Linked DNA regions of Homo sapiens: region 1 is linked to region 2. Evidence: chromatin contacts called from ENCODE Hi-C or POLR2A ChIA-PET data. All regions are on one chromosome and are shown on one strand. Each heading gives the region's core, a stretch centred on a gene start or an enhancer-like site at or near the end of the contact. The rest is flanking DNA. Distances are from core to core; before and after follow the strand shown. Region 1 has its middle 19 kb from the start of NEK6. Region 2 has its middle 60 kb from the start of NEK6.

Region 1 (4,604 bases), core at 1,154-3,653, 42 kb before region 2:
TTTTGTAGATGGGGAAATAAAGGCCCAGAGCTTAGCACTTGGTCCAAGTCAAACACCCAGTCCATTTCCAAAGCAGAGATTCAAACTCAGCTCTGCCTGAATCTGAAGCCCTCACATTCTCCATGATGCCAGGTCAGGGAGGCTGGCAGAACAGGATCAGCCTGGGACATCTTCCATTTCCAAGGAAGCAATCAACAGGGTCCCCATGCCCAGAGGGGTCTGTGCCTTGCTCAAGGTCACAGCTCATCAGCAGCAGAGCTGGTGCTAGAACTTGACCCTTAAAACATCCCTGAGTTTTTCCTGAGCTAACAGGAGGCCTCAGTGCCACTCTAGGGGGAGGACTCAAAGCCAGGGAAGCTCAGGGAAGCTCAGGTCACCAGTGTCTCCACCTCCCACTGATTTGATCCCACTCATACATCTGAGCATTGGCCTCAGTTTCCCCACTCAAAAGGCTCTCTAGAGCCCCTTGGCTGAGCCTCTCTTCCTGACCCACCTTGCCAGCCCCTCTCCCAAGAGAATGGAGCCTGAGCCTGGACCCCTAGTAAGAGCTCTGCCCCATGTAGATGTCGTGGACCTGGGAGAGGAGGCGTGTCCAGACCCTGAAAACTCTCACTGCAGTGCCTGTTCAACTGGGTCACCAGTGTGGAGTGCCACATCAGAGAAGTCCTAACCGTGTCTCCCAAATGTAGTGGCATTCGAGACCCTCTCTGCTCTCATGCCCCACCTTCCCCCAACACATCTTATGCTCCAGCCGTGGTTTTTCCTGTCACCAGGATTGAGCACGTAGTGCTCCCTTTGCCTGGGGTGCCCTTTCTTCCCACTTGTCGAAAGAACTCTTATTCATCCGCCAGCACCCCAATCAATGCCCCTTCCCAGGGCATTCATCATCAGCTGGTAGACACTGGTGGGTGCTGTGGATTGTTTACAGCCAGTGTCCTTTCTGATTGGTCAGTGACTGTGACAAACAGGTTATTAAAGATTTAAACTCTCGCCCCCAGTCTCTGTCCCTGTGGAGTCTTCCCTGACCCCAGGCAGGATCCTCCTTCCCTTTTGGGGCCCCTGTGTGTCCCTTTGCTGCAGCCCTATCCCACGTGTGGCTCTGCCTGCTTAGGCTCTGTCCTCCTCCCTAGACTTTGTGCTCCGGAAGGGCAGGGACCATAACTGGTCCATCATGGTAGCTCCCCAGGGCCAAGCCAGTGCCTAGGCCAGAGCACTAGCACTTTAGGCACAGGTTTTACTCCTTGGAAGGGGGCTTCTAGAAGCTAGAGGAATGCTGAGAAACCTCCTAACAGCTCCCACTCCCTGATGAGAGGTGTTTCCTGTGGACTGGCCCCTTCCATAGGATGATGGTTGATCCCACTTTACAGATGGAGAAACCAAGGTGCAGAGAAGTGAGGGACATTGGCCAAGGTCACACAGCAAGTAAGGGATGGAACCAGGATTTGAACCCAGGTGTGAATCTGAAGTTCCTCCTCTTCCCATGCAGTCTCTTTGAATCCCAGGCAGCTATTTTTGGGCAAGGAAGATCAGTCTTAGCTCAGGGGGCTTTCCCAGGGCCTCCAGTACCCCTGCTCAGGATAAGGATAGGGGAACGATGGCCACTGATTTCCTCCATCAACTCACAGGGGCCCAGGCCGGGAAGGCTGCACAGGATGGACTGACCCTTTTCTCTGATCCCCACTCCTCAGGCCTCTAAGCCAGTCTTGGCCTTTGGCTGTCCTTGGTGTAAATTCCAGATAGGGATACCAGGAAGCAGTTCTGCAAAAGATGTGGGACTTTCCAAGACAAACCAAAAAGAGAAGACAGGAATGTCCCTCCCACAGGGTCACATTAGCACTGCCCACTGAGAACATCCTCTCTAGCCCTGTTACCCCCCACATGCCTGGCTCTTGGTTGCTCTCAGGGGGACTTCACAGTGGCTTGGTGGAGTCAGCCTCAAGACTTGAGCCATGAGATTTGGGTTCCAATCCTAGCCCCAGGGCTTGACTTGCCTGTGGCCTTGGTCAGCCACTTTACCTTGTTGGTAATTGCAGGCTTTGCCTGTGAGTGAAGGGATTGCTGGGGAAATTAAATGGAATAATAAGTACCAAGTGCCAAGTGCGTGACACAGGGTTAATGTTCCCTCCATACATGGGGATCGAGTGACACTCTAGAACATCTCTGGTCCTCCTCCCCTTCCCTGCCAATCTTGGTAACCTACAAATTCCCCAGGGAAGAATACCAAGTCTTCTTGCTTTAACGTGATCTGGTCTGACCTTCAGTCTCTGTGGGCGGGGAAAACACAGTTTCCCCTTTTCTCTGTAGTCTGGAGCCTGCCCTCTACAAGCCCACGTGGGAGGCCCTGGGCTTCTCTTAGATGAGATTATTGCGCAGGAGAAAGTCCCTGTACCCTTAAAACCATAGAAACTTGAGTCCTGCCACCTTCACCTCTATGCGGTTTGGACTCACACTTTTCAGAACTTGGTTGAGCTGCAAACCCAATCTATAAAAATTCCAATTTATTCAACACAAAGGCACACCAAAGGATTCACTGCTGGCTTCTTTTCAATAGTCAGCTCCCTTGCGTGTATTGTAAATGGGTCTCCTTTTATAGAACTTCAAATTCTGGACAACTTCTTAGATGCCTCTGTAGGGCCAACTAAGGTATAGTCTACCTGAAGTCCAGCCACATTCCAGCAGCCACCTGAGCAGACGTTTCAAATGGAAGCTTCTACCCTCAGCTCTACAGATCACAAAGCCAGCTCACACCTGGAACCACACTTGTGACTAAAGGGTTTTCTTTTAGGGTAATGAAAATGTCTTGGGGCTGGGTGCAGTGGCTCATGCCTGTAATCCCAGCACTTTAAGAGGCCAAGGCAGACACATCAGTTGAGCCCAGGAGATTGAGAGCAGCCTGGGCAACATAGTGAGGCTCCGTCTCTACAGATAATTTAAACATTAGCAGGGTGTGGTGGCACACACCTGTGGTTTCAGCTATTCAGGAAGCTGAGGTGGGAGGATTACCTGTGCCTGGGAGGTTGAGGCTGCAGTGAGCCGCGATTGCACCACTATACTCCAGCCTGAGTGACAGAGTGAGAACTTGTCTCAAAACAAAACAAAACAAAAACCAAGAAGAAAAGAAAAGAAAAAAAGAAAATATCTTTTAATTAGACAATGTTGTGCTGGTTCCACGCATTGCGAATGTACTGAAAACCACTGATTGTACACTTTAAAATGATTGAACCAGCCCAGCGCGGTGGCTCACGCCTGTAATCCGAGCACTTTGGGAGACCAAGGTGGGAGATCACAAGGTCAAGAGATTGAGATCATCCTGGTCAACATGGTGAAACCCCATCTCTATCCAAAATACAAAAAATTAGCTGGGCATGATGGAGCACTCGAGTCCCAGTTACTCGGGAGGCTGAGGCAGGAGGATCGCTTGAACCCTGGAGGCGGAGGTTGCAGTGAGCTGAGATCGCGCCATTGCACTCCAGCCTGGCGACAGAGCGAGACCCGTCTCAAACAACAACAGCAACAACAACAACATCAACAACAAAAAACAAAAACAACAACAAAACAAAAAAAATGATTGAACTGGTAAATTTTCTGTTATGTGTGTTTTACTACAAAAAAAAAAAAAAAAAGATGTAAGGATGCATCCATTCTCAGGAGCCGACCTTCACTTACATGCCCTGGGTGAGTACCTCTTTTTATTTTGGGTCCTGGATACCTCACTCGCCTTACCTAATCCTGGTCCTGGGGCCCAAGGCCTGCCCCATGGAGAACGAGAATTCTGTGTTTGCCTTGTAGCTTCTTTTGCACCCACCACTCCCCAGGAGAATCCTTTCTTTGGCCATTCAGGTTATGGGCTGATGCAGGAACATTTGAGGGGGGAAAAGGAAGAGAGAGAACTGGAAACATGAATAGCTTGGGAGCAGCCAAGAAATACTTGTTGGAAAAAAGAAAAACTATGGAGATAGGAAATGGAGAGCGGGAGAAATGTGAAGATTCACCTAGCTCAATATTTTTATTTAAAAAAAACAGCTTTATTGAGATATAATTAGCGCACAATCCACTTCATCCATTTAAAAAGTACAATTCAGTGTTTGTTTGTTGTATAGTCACAGATATGTGCAACCATCGCCACAGTCAATTTTAAGATGTTTTCGTCACCAAAAGAGAAATCATCCCTTCCCCCACCGAGCATCAAGCAACCACTAATCAACTGTCTATCTCTCTGGATTTACCCATTCTGGAAATTTCAGAAAATGGAATCAGATAATATATCTTTTGTGACTGGCTTCTTCCACTTAGCGTAATGTTTTCAAGGTTCATCTATTAACGAAATAAAAAACCTGTCAAACTATTTCCCAGTATGGTTGTACAGTTTTGCATCCCTGACAGCAATATATATTCTAGCTGCTCTACATCCTCACCAGCACTTTGTATTGTTAGTATTAAAAATGTTAGCCATTCTATAAGTGTGTAGCACTTGGTCATTGTGGCTTTATTTTGCATTTACCTAATGAATAATGATGTTGAATTTTTTTAATGCACTTATTTGCCGTCCATATGTCTTTGAAGAAGTGCCTCTTCAAAGTACTTGACTATTTTATTGTTGGTTA
Region 2 (4,385 bases), core at 1,633-4,132:
CGGCCCTGCAGCAGCCATCCATGACCTTTGGGGACAGGCTTGAGGACAAAGTGAACCTGCCATGAACACATGAACTAGTCAGCTGTTGCTACAGTAATGCTGCAAACAGCCCTCCCCAAACTCAGTGACCGATGCAGTCTTGTCTCAGGCTCCCAGGTCATAGGCGAGCAAGTTGATGTGGTTTAGCTAACCTAGAATGGGCTGGCCCCCGCTGCGTCAGGCTGCAGGCTGGGCTCTGGTCTTCCCCCAATGTATTTATTCTGGGAACCAGGCTGAAGGGATGCTACAGCTGGGATGAATTCTTCTCATGGCAGGTCTCAGGAGTGCGAGGGTCTCAGTCAACTCACATGAGCACATGTAAGGCCTTGGATGACCAGTCATGGTTGCTCATGCCTTTAATCCCAGCACTTTGGGAGGCCTAGGCAAGTGTATTGCTTAAGCCCAAGAGTCTGGGACCAGCCTGGGCAACATAGTGAGACCCCCGTCTCTACAAAAAATTTAAAAATTTGCTGGGCATGGTGGTGGGCACCTGTATTCCCGGCTACTTGGGAGGCTGAGGCAGGAGGATCACTTGAGCCTAGGAGTTTGAGGCTACAGTGAACTATCATTGTCCCACTGCACACCAGCCAGGGCAACAGACAAAGTCCCTTTCTCAAAAAAGCAAAAAAAAAAAAAAAAAAAAAAATAAGAACTTGACTCACATTCCAATTGCTGATGAGAGTCACATGACCAAGCCCAGCACACCATTCAGGATGTATACTCACCCAGGGCAGGTGGAGGCCTGTGAATATTTATGGACCAGTACCCCAACCTATCATACAGCCATGGACATAACTGACCCAGGAACAGCCCTGCTGGCCTTCAGTTTTCCCCTCTGTGAGACAGGAGTGTCTACCAGTCGAGTTAGAGTTTTTCTATTTGTAGCCGAGATGGAAGCTGGGTCGTGGGGTGGCGTGGGTGGCTGCAGGGCCTCCTAGGGGAAATGTACCATGAGAAAATATGGATTCTGGAGTAAGCAATAGGGCCTGAACAAAAAGGAGAGTTCCAGACTTGAGGTGGTGGCTGGGACTTGAACCCCCAACCCCATCCTCCTGCCGAGGTGTGTGCTGCACCCAAGGGAAAAGCTAGCTCTAGGTTTTTGAACTTAGAAAGCAGCTTCATCAACTTCTGCATTGGGGCTTAAGCACCTCCAGGTAGAGACCTCCTGAGTGAGCATAAAGCTTTCCATCACAGACCCAGGAGCTGCCCAGGTCTTAGGGGCTGGAGCTGTCAGGAAGGGTCTGGCGCTGGGTCAAGGCACAGGAAAGGTCTGTGTGGAACAGAGGCTGGTGCAGCAAAGGCTCAGGGGCCAGGGCCTGGGTGCGGTGGCTCATGCCTGTAATCCCAGTACTTTGGGAGGCCAAGGCAGGTGGGTCACCAGGAGTTCAAGACCAGCCTGGCCAACGTGGTGAAACCCCAGCTCTACTAAAAATACAAAAATTAGCTGGGTGTGGTGGTGGGCAAGTGTAATCCCAGTTACTTGGAGGCTGACCTGGGAGAAACGCTTGAACCTGGGAGGCAGTGGTTGCAGTGAGCCGAGATCATGCCACTGCACTCCAGCCTGGGCAACAGAGCAAGACTCTGTCTCAAAAAGAAAACAAAAAGCAAAAAACATGCTCAGAGGCCAGCCCAGCTGAGGTGCCCTGGTCAGATTCATAGGTCCATGGAAGACTCCATTTGGGAACAACCCGAACTCTCTTGTTGGGGCAGAAGGTGGGAGATTTGTGGTAGACTAGGGTTCTGGGACAAGGAGGTGGGCCTTGGGGCTGGGTGCTGGATGTGCCTCTCCACGTGATCTTCTTGCACCCAAAGGACATGGTGAGGCCTGTTCAGCCTTATGTCATGGCCTGAGGTTCCCAAGTTCAACACCCACATCTTCCATAGATACAGAAGTCCCCAGTGGTCAGCCTCCAGTAAGAAGAGAGTAGGCAGCGGGGAACGCTGGCTTAATAAATAAGAAAATAACAAAAATAAGAAGAAACGGGCCAGGTGTGGTGTCTCATTCCTGTAATCCCAGCAATTTGGGAGGCTGAGGTGGGCAGGTGACTTGAGGTCGGGAGTTTGAGACCAGCCTTGCCAACATGGTGAAACCCCGTCTACCAAAAACACAAAAATTAGCCAGGTGTGGTGGTGCATGCCTGTAGTCCCAGCTACTTGAGAGACTGAGGCAGGAGAATCACTTGAACCTGGGAGGTGGAGGTTGTAGTGAGCCGAGATCACGCCACTGCACTCCAGCCTGGGCGACACAGCGAGACACCGTCTCAAATTAAAAAAAAAAAAAAAAAAGAAATGACATCAACAGTTGCATCTGTCCATAGTGTGTAGCGCAGCATTCAAGGAGATCCCTGAGGCATCTGGGGTGTCTGATATCCTATAGGCACCAAGGCTTCCTTAATGCTGCCCCCACCTGATTTTAGAGTGGGGACCGCAGAACAATGTCTGGTCCACAAAGAGCTCAGCCAGGCTGACCACGGAGGCTCAGTGGACTGAGAAGATGGTCAGAATGTGTGGTTTCAACAGCTAAACCCAGACACCCTGGTGTGCGTTTCTCAAATTAGCGATATGTGGGTGGTGGTAGAGGGCAGTAGATCTCACTGGTTGTAACCACAAGCATCCTGGGGCCGTACTGGCAGTGGGGGAAGATGGTGGAGGTAGGGGAAGAAGGGAGGAGTGGGGCAGGTAGGCGAGGACCACGGGAACTGTAGGACTTTAGGGAATTCAGATGTGTCATAGTCACTGTGGCCAGCAAGGCCTTGGGTCCTCTGCCCACACAACTTCATGTCGTCTTGCAACCACCCCACTGGGAGGGGCTGTTACTATCATTTCACAAATGAGGAAGCAGAGACTCAGAGACGGGAAGTACCATGTGCAGATATGAAGGGAATGGAGCTCAGCTAGCAGTCTACGTGACCGTGGCCAAGGGGCCAAGAGGACCAAAGCTCAATTCAGGTCAAAACCCGTCTCTGAGAGGGTCCAACTGGGCAGGCAGGTGTGGTGGGCATCTGTGCTCCTGGCCAGCCCTCCAGCTCCCTTCTCTTGTATCCTCCTCTCCCCTAGGTGGAACCTCAGGGGCCATATTTGTACCTCTCTGCTCCCCTAGCGACAGCTGATTAGACCAGAGGTGCAGGCTGATTTGAGCTGAGCCAATCAGCTTCTTTCTCCTGTGACTTTGGCTTTGAGAATCAGGGATACTGGGTTGCCTTCCTGGCTGGTTATTTGAAAGGAGGCATAAAGCTGGGCTGGACTGGCTGTGTTTGGCCACTTGCTCATAGAATGGCAGAGAGAAGACTCAATCATGGAAAGGTTGAAATGCAGTTATGGGAGGGAGAGACAGAGACAGGCAGAGACAAGATAGAAAGAGGCAGTCATGCAGGAGAGATACTGAGACAAGGCGGGGAGCGGGAGAGGGAGAGAGAAAGGAAGGAAAATAAGAAGGAAGACTGAGATAAAGAGAGAGATAGTCACAAGGAGCCTAAGACACTACCTCCAGATCTCCTGACAACTTTCTGGGTCCCTACTCCTGCCTTCCTGAAGCTGCTCCATGTCCAGCCTTGGATCTCTGGGACCCTCCTGTTTTAATAAATTCCCTTCTCTTCTTGGGCTGTTTTGAAGAAGCTTTCTTTCTTTTATTTTTTTTACTTGCAATTAAACCCCCTGACCTCATTGCATTCAATCTGTACATTGTTTTGGGAGTACAGATATTAATAATATTAATTCTTCTCATCCATGAGCATGAAATAGCTTTCCACTAATTTAGATCTTCAATTTCTTTATCAATGTTTTCTAGTTTTCAGTATACAAATATTACACCTCCTTGGTTAAATTTATTCCTCAGTATTTTTTTAATGCCTTTGTAGATAAGATTGCTTTCTTGATTTGTTTTTCACCTAGGCTGTTGTTTTTGTGTAGATCTGCTATTGACTTTTGTGTGTTGATTTTGCATCCTATGACTTCGCTGAATTTATTTATTAGATATAACAGGGTTTTTTTGTGTGGAATCTTTGGGATTTTCTGTATATAGAATCATGTCATCTGCAAATAGAGATCATTTTACTTCTTCCTTTCTGATTTAGATGACTTTTATTTCTTTTTCTTGTCTGATTGCTCTTGCTCATACTTCCAGTACCATGTTGAATAGAAGTGGAGAGAGTGGGCATCCTTGCCTTGTTCTAGATTTCAGTAGGAAAGTTTTTGATTGTTCCCCATTAATTATGGTGTTAGCTGTGGTTTTTTCATAAATGGCCTCTATTATGTCAAGAAACTTTCTTTCTATGCCAAAACTGTTAAGAGTTTTTATCCAGAAAGGATGCTGAACTTGGTCAAGTGCTTTTTCTGTTTCAACTGAG

Evidence for each region. A loop is a pair of places that touch in the nucleus more often than their neighbours do. ChIA-PET counts read pairs that join two places held with the same protein, here RNA polymerase II (POLR2A). Pooled maps may share reads with other maps.
Region 1: a loop to region 2 is called in a map with no recorded cell type, with 10 times the contacts of the local background. The contact joins two enhancer-like sites. A Hi-C loop is called at or near these places in 6 of 168 maps with a recorded cell type or tissue (B cell, GM12878, breast epithelium and 3 more), 15 of 37 single-sample maps with no recorded cell type and 12 of 50 pooled maps. POLR2A ChIA-PET finds 5 or more read pairs at or near these places in 8 of 52 experiments (A549, GM12878, H1 and 5 more).

The regions. Positions count from the first base shown.
Region 1 is chr9:124,237,118-124,241,721 of GRCh38, reverse strand. No RefSeq gene overlaps it. Among named protein-coding and RNA genes, the nearest start is that of NEK6, 19 kb to the left of the region's middle. RefSeq lists enhancers at 1,769-1,818, 1,949-1,998. Within about 2 kb of position 2,403, at least 5 of the 41 ENCODE cell types and tissues checked have a DNase peak (open chromatin) inside an H3K27ac peak, as active enhancers do; they include GM12878, where a contact is called at or near this core.
Region 2 is chr9:124,196,033-124,200,417 of GRCh38, reverse strand. No RefSeq gene overlaps it. Among named protein-coding and RNA genes, the nearest start is that of NEK6, 60 kb to the left of the region's middle. RefSeq lists an enhancer at 1-2. Within about 2 kb of position 2,882, at least 9 of the 41 ENCODE cell types and tissues checked have a DNase peak (open chromatin) inside an H3K27ac peak, as active enhancers do; they include GM12878, where a contact is called at or near this core.